Linked DNA regions of Homo sapiens: region 1 is linked to region 2. A link is a loop called in an ENCODE intact Hi-C map of the cell type or tissue named here. Cell type or tissue: pancreas. All regions are shown on one strand. Each heading gives the region's core, and the rest is flanking DNA. Links, peaks and the distances in the headings are about the cores only.

Region 1 (5,370 bases), core at 281-5,280, 49 kb after region 2:
AAGACTCGTCTTGGCACAATCTCACACAGCTGGGGCTGTAGCAACCCTTTCCAACCCCTTTGCTGGTTGCTGGGCCTCATTCTAGCACCTTGTTCTTAGAGCAGATTCTAGCACATCATGGCAGTGGGACCAAGCGTGGTCCCGAGGAAGGGCCAGAGCCTGGTAGAGACTAGGGAAGGGAGGTCTCCTCTAGACTGACTCACATTGCCTTGAGCTTTTCAGTTAAGTTGCTGTAAGCACCTGGGCTGAGGAGGCAGTTTTTGTTCCTTCCTGCGTTATAGCGGGGCCTTGTCTCTTCCTCTGCAGGACACAGATCTGGAGGACGTGGACTGGGGTAGGAAACCACCCTGAGGGTGTTAGTACCTAGTGGTGAAACGGATGAGGTCATTTCTAAGGTGTGTTGCCCGTGGATCTGGGCACAATCATTGGAATTCCTTGGAGCCACTGGGATTCATGGCTTTGTATCCAACTGCATCCAGGCCTGAGGCTGCTGACGTTTGACACCAGGGCCAGTAGAGAGTGCCCTTTTGTATCTTAAGCCAAGAAGTGAGGCCTGGGGGTGGGGGAGGGGGGAAGGGGTGGGAGCCAATACTGAGTGCCTGCAGCATCTACTACTCTGTCTTCACTATTCAGAACTTGTAACTAAAGTATTTAAAGAAACTGATTTTAAATGCAAATTAAAGGGCAGATATTCTCAAACAGGGTTCCTGTATCTGTTCCTTTTGGCTACTGAGGTGGTACAAGTCCCCAGCACTGTTGCACTGAAATTATTGAAAGCCACTCAAGGTCCTGTTGCTTATTTTGTGAAATCAGAAATCCCTTATGTGGAACTTAACACTCATAATTTGACAGAAGGTAGAACCCTGACTGCCAGCCGGGAAAGTGTTGCCAAAAAGAGTCAACCTCTGTAAAAATATTTGAAGAGATTTATTCTGAGCCAAGTGTGAGTGACTGATGGCCTGTGATACAACTCTTAGGAGATCCTGAGAACATGTGTCCAGGGTCGTCTGGCTACAACTTAGTTTTATACATTTAATACATTTTAGGGAGACATAAGATACCAGTCAGTACATGTAAGATGTACAGTGGTTTGGTCTGGAGAGGCAGGACAGCTCAAGACCTGGGGATGTTGTCATAGGCAGAATCAAAGATTTTCTGATTGGCAATTGGTTGAAAGAGTTATTATCTAAAGACCTGGAATCAATAGAAAGGAATGTCTGGGTTACAGTAAGGGGTTGTGGAGACCAAGGTTTTATGCAGATGAAGCCTCCAGCCAGCAGGCTTCAGAGAAAATAGATTGTAAATGCTTCTCATCAGACTTAAGGAGCCTGTTTTAACAGTAATTCCAAAAGGGAGGGGAGTATAATGAGGAATGGCTGGCTCCCTCTTCCCACCATGGCCCGAACTAGCGTTTCAGGTTAACTTTGGAATACCCTTGACTGAGACGAGGGGTCCATACAGATGGTTGGGGGGCTTAGGATGTTTTTTGTTTTGTTTCCATAAAGCATCATAGTCTCTTAGTGCCCCACCTTCCTTGAGCCTGTCAAGCCATACTCTAGAATAGAGAATTTGGGGTCACCATCTTTGTGAAGCCCTTTCAAAACACCAGTAGACTTGCATTTTTTGTGTGGGCTTACATTATTTCAGTGATGGATTTGGGAGGAGTGGGGGCATCTCATTTCATTTGGATTTGATAGCCTTGTGGACCAAGATGCTCAAGGTCAATACACATGAACAGGTGAGGGTTGATGACCTAGGAGCAGTGGTCAGTGAGCGTGAGTGTACAGGGTGGGTAGCTAACCTAGACTGCAGGTGGCAGGTGTGATGGAGTCCAGGCTTAAACACAGCCTTGTCTTTTCCAGAGTCCCTGTCTGCTGAGCTCTTGCAGTGAGGCCATCCCTCTGTGAAGGTCTGTCACAGGAGGGAAGTGGGTCCCAGAGAGTAGAACTAGAGCTCTAGTAGATAGAAAAACAAATTAGGTTGAATGAAAGGAAGAACAGGATTTGGTGTTAGAAGCTTTAATTTATCTATCTGGTAAACCTGCAAAATAGGCATTATTTACCCCATTTTATCGAAAGGAGGTCGACTGTAAGAGCTGGGACCCACAGTATTCTAAACTCAGGGCCCAACAAAGTGTCAGATGTGTAGCTTTGGGTGGATGAAGCACAGAAGTTCCAGAAGGGACTTGTGCTTCATGAAGCGGTGGTTGGAAGTGGTCCAGCCTGACTTAGGGAGAGTAGCAGAAGGAACACTAACTTGCAACTCTGGCTAGGTTGTGTCCTTAACCTTTTTGAGCTTCAGTTTTCTCAGGAGCTACCGTCTGTTGCAAGGGGTCACTGTGAGGATGAAACTGGTATTCCCCCAGGCACCATGAGCCTCTTCCAAGGCTTCTTCATCCTCTTCCCCACAGAACCTGGTCCTCCCCGACCCCACCCCTTCCCCTGAGGCCCACATGGCATGCTGCTCACCACCAGCCCTGCGTCCTACTTCCTGGCAGCCCCAAGCTCGCTCTTGACTTCACTCTGGAGCTTCTACAGGGGAGCCTTCCAACCTGCCCCAATGAGCCGTGGTCATTGCATGGAAGAAGCGAGAACACCGTAGGCCAGAGCAGGCTTTATTGGGGCCGTGTAAACCCCAGGGAGAGGCAGGACGTGGACCACAGAGAGTCATGTACAGGCTGCGCTTTCACTTGTCTTCTCTGTCTCAGTCTCCTGAAGAGCCCGAGGAAGTCAAGTCTCCCCACCATGAGTGAGGGGTCTGGTCTGACAGTTGGGCCTTCAGAGCCAGGCACGTGGACCGTGTCAGAAGCGCCACCTGGTGGTGACTGGGATGCTGGCAGGGAGGAGCTGAGGGCAAAACTCTAGTGGAAATTTCCCAGGTCGGTCCCACGCCCCGGTGACAGGGTGAACCCTGAGAGGAGCCCCCAAACTGGAGGCAATTGTCTTTGAGGTAACCACTCACCCCAGCTTTTCAGAGACCAGAGGCAAGACATTTCTGGCTAAGAGCCATGGATAGTTGTTCCATGCGTTTTGTGGTTTCTTATCCCAAAAGGGCATGAAGTCACAGTAGGCAGTGACATGGTAAACAGCCAGGGCCTGAGAGGGAGTCCTGATGGGCACACCTTGTCTAAACTGCTTTGGCCTGGAAGCTGAATTGCTGTCCTCTTGCACCCCTGGGGCAGGCTGCCCCTCTTCCCCCACACAGGCCCACTGGGGAGGAGGACTCTTGATTCTGGTTTCAGACTTGCTCTAAGGGGCAGACCCATGCATTCCTTCCTCCCCCCATTACTCTTATTTTCTTCCCCTCCCTTTTGCTCTCCCAAGTCTGAAATCACAAGATAGGGGGCATGGTCAGGAATCGGGGGTGGGGGGGTGGGGGTGGGGGTCATCCTGTCCCCTACCTCATCCCTCCCTGCACAACAGATGGCATCCCTGCTTCTGGGCCTCCCCAGCTGCACGAACAGCTTCTGGTGGAAGAGGCCTACTCGCTGTGTGACTAAGAGGACTAGCCAGGACAGTCTGGTTTGGGTCCACTGAGCCAGTGGATCAGTGTCCTGAGATGAGTCTCCAGAGATGTCCTGAGTGGGGCACAACATGGCAGTGAGTGAGTCACAGAACCTCACAGTAGGGTGCAGCAGGTGGTCAACAGCTCAGCGCCAGTGCCACAGAAGGCAACCTTTAACATGGTGAGTCCACATGCTCAACGGGTCTGTTGACTGATGGGTAGATGGTTCAAGCTGCTTAGCAGGGCAAGCCTTGACTGCCCCCACCTCCAGCTTTTCCAGGAGCTGGCCCTTCCTGGGTGGTGGCCATAATTCTGAGGCCCCAGTGGGAGCCCAGCAGGACAGACAGTGCCCTCCATTCCTCGCCCAAAGCCCGCTGATAGAGGGCCAGCCCTGGGTTGGGTGTCAGGCAAGGAGGAGAGGCGATCCAGACCAGGCCAGCTGCTTCCGTCACCCGCTCTGCCCTCTTACCCCACCAGCTTGCTCCATTGGATGGTACTGAAAAAGGGATGGGACTTGAGTTTGCTGACACCACCTTCTCCCATGCCCAGGCGCCGGGTAGGCTCGAACTGCAGCAGCTGCAGAGAGAGGCCCAGTCAGCTGGGCCACTCCAGCTGTGGAGGCATGGGGTGACCTCCAGGGACTCCAACCACTATGGCCTCTAGGGGGCCTGCTCCCTGGCAGCCTGGCCCACAGAACCCCCATTTTACCCTGGGAACATTGGTGGTGGTTGGCCACCAACATATAGAAATGTGTTGCCCCTACTGCCCTCTGCACCCACATCAGACACTGAGCACGAAGCACACGTGGTTCAGACACAGTTCTGTGCCCCTCCCAGCACCTTCCTCAGGCTAGGCAGCTGCTTCCTCTGGCCGGGCTACACCTCACCTCAGTCAGCAGAGAGGCCGCTGGGCGACTGAGCCACTCGGGCAGCTGGAGCTGGGTGTGGGCCTGGATTCCTGAAGGGTGGCTCTGGGACAGTGCCTGGGAGGACACAGGGAAGGGCCTCTGAGGAGGCAACCCCAGGACCGTCTACACTCCAGTGGCAGCCAGGATTTTTTTTCCCCATGTCACAGCCCATGAGGAGGATGACAATAATGATAGTTGCTACAGCCAGACACAGTGCCTGATGGCTAAGCAGTGCCTTTATGTTATCCACGAAAGGCAAGAAACAGGCCCAGAGAGGTAAAGGGACTTGTGCTGAGTTCAGGGTTTGAACCTAGGTCTCTTGGCTCCAAGCTTGCTAGAAGCAACTATCTTGGGTTGCAATCAGGGCAGGCACTCTTGGGAATAGTGATGGAACTTGTCTCCTTATTTTAAAAATCCACACGGGCTGTTCATTTGGCAGCAGGCCATGGCATGCTACCATCGGGGCCAAGGCAGCGGCGTGGCAATAAAAGAAAATAGGACCTCTCCACACCCCAGAAAGGCACAGCTTTGAGGAGCAGAGGGTCTGTCTGGAGGGAAGTATGAGCTTCCAGGAACCCCCAGGAGGAAGGCCAAGAGCTCTGGGCTGGAGAGGTGGGAGGAGACAGGAAAAGAGAGAGCCACTCTGGGGGAAATTGCAGCCAGGACTTTCGGGACCCCGTGCCATGGGACGAAAGCAGGAGGGAGCCTGGATGGACTGGTCAGCTCTGGACTTCAGTTCACGCTGCATCCATTTCGGCTATTTCCTGCTCAAATGCAATTTGGCCTCCCCCTTGCTGCCTACATAACTGGCCTCAGTTGCAGTGTTCAGCTCATGAGGGGAGGACAGAAGGCAGAGCCATCAACTGTTCCCAAGAGTGCCTGCTCTGATTGCAACCTGCAAACACAGGTTCCCGGAGTGTTTGCAGGGGGATCTTTTGAGCTCTTGGCTGACCCAGGCT
Region 2 (5,370 bases), core at 317-5,316:
GGCCCTTTCTACCTTTCACAGTCTGAAGTTCAGCTTCTTCTGCATATATGAGGTTGGGGCACCAATTGCAATGGTCAGCTGGAGACTATTTGCATTATCCAGCTGATAAACTCTTCCAGCAGACAAATGTGAATAAACAGCAACACTCAAGTCCTGCATAAAGTTTGTCTTGAGTTTGCTGAAATGATCAGCAGAAATCTTGGGCGGTGAAGTGCTCCTAAGTGCTGGGCAGGAGTTGTCAGGTGACGGTGCCCTGTCAGCGCTGGATGCTTACTAGGGGTGGGGTCCTGCTTGAGATCCTGAGTTAGCTGCAGGAGATGGGTCCAGCATGCAGTTGGGCATCAGAAAGTCTTGGTTCCTCCAGGCTCCTGACTGTCCCTATCAACCCAGATGTCCTAGCCTCATAGGCTTTGGCGAGTTACCTTGCAGTTCTAAAGCTTCTGTTTGGTCATCTTTTAAATGATGATAATAACTACTTTTCAGGGTGAAAAGCTTAAAGTATGTGAAAGTATCTAGCAAATAGATGGCGCTTTATAATTAGGTGACTAAAAACAGCAATTTGTAAAAACCCCAAATAAGATAACCTTATCTGAAAGAGGGGCTCAAAAAACTGACATTTGTGTGTGAATGACATTGCATAGGACATACTGTCCTTTAATCCTTAACAACCTCATTTTACAGATACAGAGATACCAGGAAGTTCCCAGGGTCACAACACCTGGAAACAATGGAGTTGAGCTTCAAGTCTTCTGATTGGAAACTTGTGTTCCTTTTACAATATACTACCAATACACCAATATAGTTAGTACATTTTATAGTTAAATTTCTGATGATTCTGGAAAGGGAAATAAATGATCAAAATGGTAATAGTACCTGTTTTGATAGAGGAGATTTCCTTGTGCCCTTTTTATATGACTACAGCTAAATTGCCCTTTAAGACAAACCCAGGAAACCCTAGCCAGTCACTCCTCACGTTGTGGGATCTTAACCCCGAAACAGCTACTGGGGATAGCTGGAAGATTTGAATATCTCTGGGATGTCACTGTCCAGTTTCGAAATAATTTTATAAATGGGTTTCTTCCAGGAAGGATCTGAGTCTCTCCCTGCGGAGACAGCCCTGAAGAACTCCTGTAACGTCAAGCTGGCAATTTCCAAGAAGCAATCTGGAACCTGCATTTCCAAAGAGACCCACAAGAAAGAAAAGACGTGAGGTTGGGAAGCACTGGTGCCAGAGCCCTCACTAGCGGGTGCTGCCTGTTTCTTGGGTAGTGGGCTAGGAGCATCCCTGCTCTAGTGGCCCCTGATTCTGCAACCCTAGGACTCCTCTGCTTCCTCATCAGACACAAACCTTGATAAGACAGCTCCAGTGAGAAAGCCCTGGGAGAAGGTGAATTAAGGACACTTCCTTTGTAGGAGGAGCTGATCTCGCTAATGGGCGACTTTTTAACTAAGCAGGTCAGAAAATCTTACTGAAAGTAAATCTGTGGCTCAAAGAGACTTCGGTATTCTTTTCCCTAGTACTAACTGTGGAAAGGAGTGCCCCCAAGCTTCTGACTGTCATACCTCATTCCACTGCCTTTTAGGGCTGGGTCTGAAGAGCTTACACTCCTGCTTTCAGAGCTGGTTGACGGGGGTGCTGTTCTAGAATCCTAACCCAGACTGGCACCATGAATGATGGGTTGCCCCACTGCCAAGCTCCAGACCCAGCTTGGCTTGGGGCTTGCTGCCACTGCAGGTCAAATGACCACCCTATGTGGAAAGATGCAGCAGTGCTGCCTGTCCCATACTGGCCGTGACCCCTTGAGCCTCAGAAAGGGAGACATGGACAATTTTCCCCACAGGTAGTCTTAGCTTTCCAAACATACTCTGACTCACCAGTCAACCAGTGGATGACCACAGTTCTTGTATTTTTTGGAGGTATCAATAAACCACTCTTTGTGATCACAGTCAAGGGAGAAGTCAAGAAGAGGGAAGTGTAATCTGTGACCAGATATACCCGGCACCTGCAGAATCAGATGCCAGCCTAACAGCTGTCAGCTGTGCATGAGGCAACATGCATCTCTTGATTAGGAATGTGCGCCAGTGACACCTAGGCTCACCTTTCACTGACGCTTTACCTCTGAGGTGCCACCAGTGTGCCTTCATAGGGATCCCCGAGGGACTGAGCTTGAGTGTTGTTTATTGTTATTTCCAGAAAGGATTTGAGGTGACTTGCTATGGAAGGCCCACTGATACATTTTCAAGGGAAAATACAGATAAGAATCAAATCATGAAAAGCATAGAAATTGTTGAGAAAACCTAGGCCAAGACTAGGTGCCACAACTGAGCTCAGCATTCAGTCCTGAGCCTCCTGGCACTAAGGCAAAAAGGTCAGGAAGTTATGTAACTTGATAATGACAGGGTATTCAGTCTAAGATGGTGTAACACCTGGCAGCCCTCTCACTAAGCTTCAGAATGAAGACTGGCTGTTGACTCAGTTTGCTGCTTCCACCTGTTGCCCAAGTGAAGATGTTGAGGCTGTAATCTTTGTGGATGATACAGAGATTGGCCCAGGCTGCCCTGGCTCTCAGTAACTTAAGGAGACACAGAAGAGGGATCTTTCCTAAAACTCGAATCATATAGGGAAGACACTCATCAGATCTCATGGGAACCCAGTACATGGTCTTACCTCAAAGTCATTTCCCTTGTTGTAGTGCATATTGAGAGCTTGAAAAAGTTCTGAATTGCGGAGAACCACCAGCATTTTGGGATTTGTGACACCATCTGAAATTGCTTGCCGGGCAGATTTTTCCATTTGGATGTAATAAAACTCACGAAAGTTGCTGAACCACTTGATCATCTGGGAGGTAATGCAGCGGTTGAACTGTACAAACAAGAGGTCCATCCAGTCAGACATTTGCCACGAGGTGCTCAGAATTAGAACTGTCTGCTTCCAGCTCAGTATAGGGGTTCATATACGGCTTTAACCAGCATTAACAGGGGCTTCCTTTAAAAAAAGAAGCGAAGCCACCGCTATTTTCCAAGCCTATTTAGTTATACTCAGAAAAATCTAAATTAGCTACAGTGCCCATTAGAACATAACTTTTTTTTGATATGCTAGATTTATGGGGGTTGTTTTACCCATGAAAAGCTTTTTGTGGTGTTTGAGTGGGACTTAGGGGTCACGACCAGTGTGGTGCCAGATTTTGCTGCACCCAGGTGGACTGCATGGCAGGCCTGGGGCCTTCCACTTGGATAAAGGGCCAAGGGAAGGGCAAGATGTAGGTCAGGGAGCAGTTTATTAGCAACTTTGAATTGTGGAATGAATTGAAATCAAAATCAGAGGTTGCTTCAGGGATCAACCAACCAACTGAATATGAGGGAAAGAAAAGCTTGAATGATGTAGACCAAAAGTATTAACAGCCCCTAACCCAACACCCAAAGTAAAAGAGGCCCTCAGAAACCTTTTATGGGAACAGGGGAGGTCTGGTCCCAACAATTAGTTTGATTTTCCTTATTGTCACACTTCATCTGTATGTACTTTCACTCAGTTTTGAACTATAGCAATTTGAACATAAATTTGACAGTGTCTGACACTCTGTCTCTCTCTCCCTCTCTATATATATTTTTTGTTGTTTGTTTGTTTGTTTTTGTGTGTTTTTTTTTTTTTGAGATGTAGTCTCGCTTTGTCGCCCAGGCTGGAGTGCAGTGGCGTGATCTCTGTTCACTGCAACATCCACCTCCTGGGTTCAAGTGATTCTCCTGCCTCAGCCTCCGAGTAGCTGGGATTACAGGCGCACGCCACCACGCCAGCTAGTTTTTGTATTTTTAGTAGACATGGGGTTTTACCATGTTGGTCAGGCTGGTCTCGAACTCCTGACCTCAGGTCATCTGCCCACCTCGGCCTCCCAAAGTGCTGGGATTAGAGGCATGAGCCACTGTGCCTGGCCTATATTTTATTTTTCATAGTGTCCCCAGCCAAGGCAGAAAACTAGCCAAAAAGGCCACTAACTAGTGTTTCTGTTTCCCTCTACTTTTCCTGCCCATGTGTTTCTGTTTTGGGGATTATCTACAGCTCAGTAGCTTAAGAATTTAGACAGCCAGCCTTTCTAGCCTAAAGTTATTCACGGTTATTTGGGTAGAGTCTCAGCCCAGAACTGGACATTGCTTCCATCAGCAACACTAAGGGGAGCTTGAAGTGCACATATGATGACCTAGGACTTGCCTCACACCAGGCAAAACACACTGCCTCTTGGGAGTTCTGCAGAAGCTGCCATTTAGTTGAGTGACTTTACCTGAACATCAGGAAAATAAACCTTCAGGAGGTTGGAGCTGGGATATCGTGTGAAGAAAAACATTAGTTTGGCCTTCTTCAAGTGACCAGGGTTTAGACCCTCCTGGATTTATCTCAGTGTCAAGGAAAATGAACACTTTAAAATGCCAGTTTATCAATTAACTAGTGAATTCCTTGTTCCTGTGGTTTCTATTTGATTTCATTTTGTTTTTCTGATTGGAATTGTGTATTTGCTCCATTTTTCTGTCTCTGGAAACTCTGGTCAAATAAGCTGGATGACATATGTGCACAGTTAAGTCACAGAATGTAAAAATCATCTCGATGTGGAAAAGTTATGTAGCATAGATGATGTCAAATACAGGTTGGTGTATTTTGTGTGTGTGTGTGTGTGTGTGTGTGTGTGTGGTGTCTTAGATGTCAAATACAGGTTGGTGTATTGTGTGTGTGTGTGTGTGTGTGTGTGTGTGTGTGTGTGTGTGTGGTGTCCAAGTGGGATGGGAAGAGATGGCAATTCTATCCCAGATAAACCATTTCAAAACCCCAAGCAGAGATTTACTTCCCCTCTCTGCCTCAGTTTCCTCAGCTGTAAAACGAGAAGAGTAAACTAGGTGGTCCCCATTCTGGCTGTCACTCTTATCATTGCCTTCACAGTGTTGCCTTTATAACCAGCAAACATCTAAGCAGGCTGAATACCAGCTCATATTTTGCTCTTGCTCAAGAAGCTTGAATGGTTGGGTGGTACCCACTCTCCATTTGCCTGGCAGAACTATCCCTCATCTTTCAGGTCTCAGCTCAGAAGCTCCCACCTCTGTTAAACCCTTCCTTGCCAAATTAGGCCTTCCTTACCCTGGGCTATGAAGACTCTTTGTACAAACTGTTGCAGCGATGACCTTATTGGAATTTTTACTGTATGTTTGTCTCGTCTAGACTGTGAGCTCCTTGAGAGTGAGGACCTTATCTTTTCATCTTTGTGCCTAGCCCAGTGCTAGGAACATAGCAGGTGCTCAATAAATATTTGTTGTGTGAAGGAGTAAGTGAGTGAACGGTCAACCTTAATCCATACACATATATGGAAATTAGATTCCAAACTATACCTC

Evidence for each region. Peaks named below come from ENCODE experiments on the same cell type or tissue, not always from the same donor. Only the 100,000 strongest peaks of a DNase experiment are listed, where the experiment ranks them.
Region 1: a loop joins it to region 2, with 2.4 times the contacts of the local background. A loop is called at or near these places in 98 of 110 quality-filtered maps.

Annotation. Positions count from the first base shown.
Region 1 is chr14:74,903,045-74,908,414 of GRCh38, forward strand. It overlaps DLST (dihydrolipoamide S-succinyltransferase), which reads left to right. Exons shown (of 15, transcript NM_001933.5): 15 at 1-699. RPS6KL1 (ribosomal protein S6 kinase like 1) reads right to left here. Exons shown (of 12, transcript NM_031464.5): 11 at 4,391-4,486; 12 at 907-4,080. The coding sequence ends at 3,970. Among named protein-coding and RNA genes, the nearest start is that of RPS6KL1, 18 kb to the right of the region's middle. In pancreas, for the core only: CTCF peaks have their summits at 2,825 (motif pointing left) and 3,025; DNase peaks (open chromatin) are centred at 2,827 and 4,414.
Region 2 is chr14:74,854,133-74,859,502 of GRCh38, forward strand. It overlaps PROX2 (prospero homeobox 2), which reads right to left. Exons shown (of 6, transcript NM_001243007.2): 4 at 4,275-4,382; 5 at 2,669-2,863; 6 at 1-1,170. The coding sequence ends at 1,000. LOC124903348 (a long non-coding RNA gene) reads left to right here and starts at 4,374. Exons shown (of 2, transcript XR_007064269.1): 1 at 4,374-4,634; 2 at 4,701-5,303. RefSeq lists an enhancer at 549-1,748. In pancreas, for the core only: no CTCF peak of the experiment used is centred there; no DNase peak of the experiment used is centred there.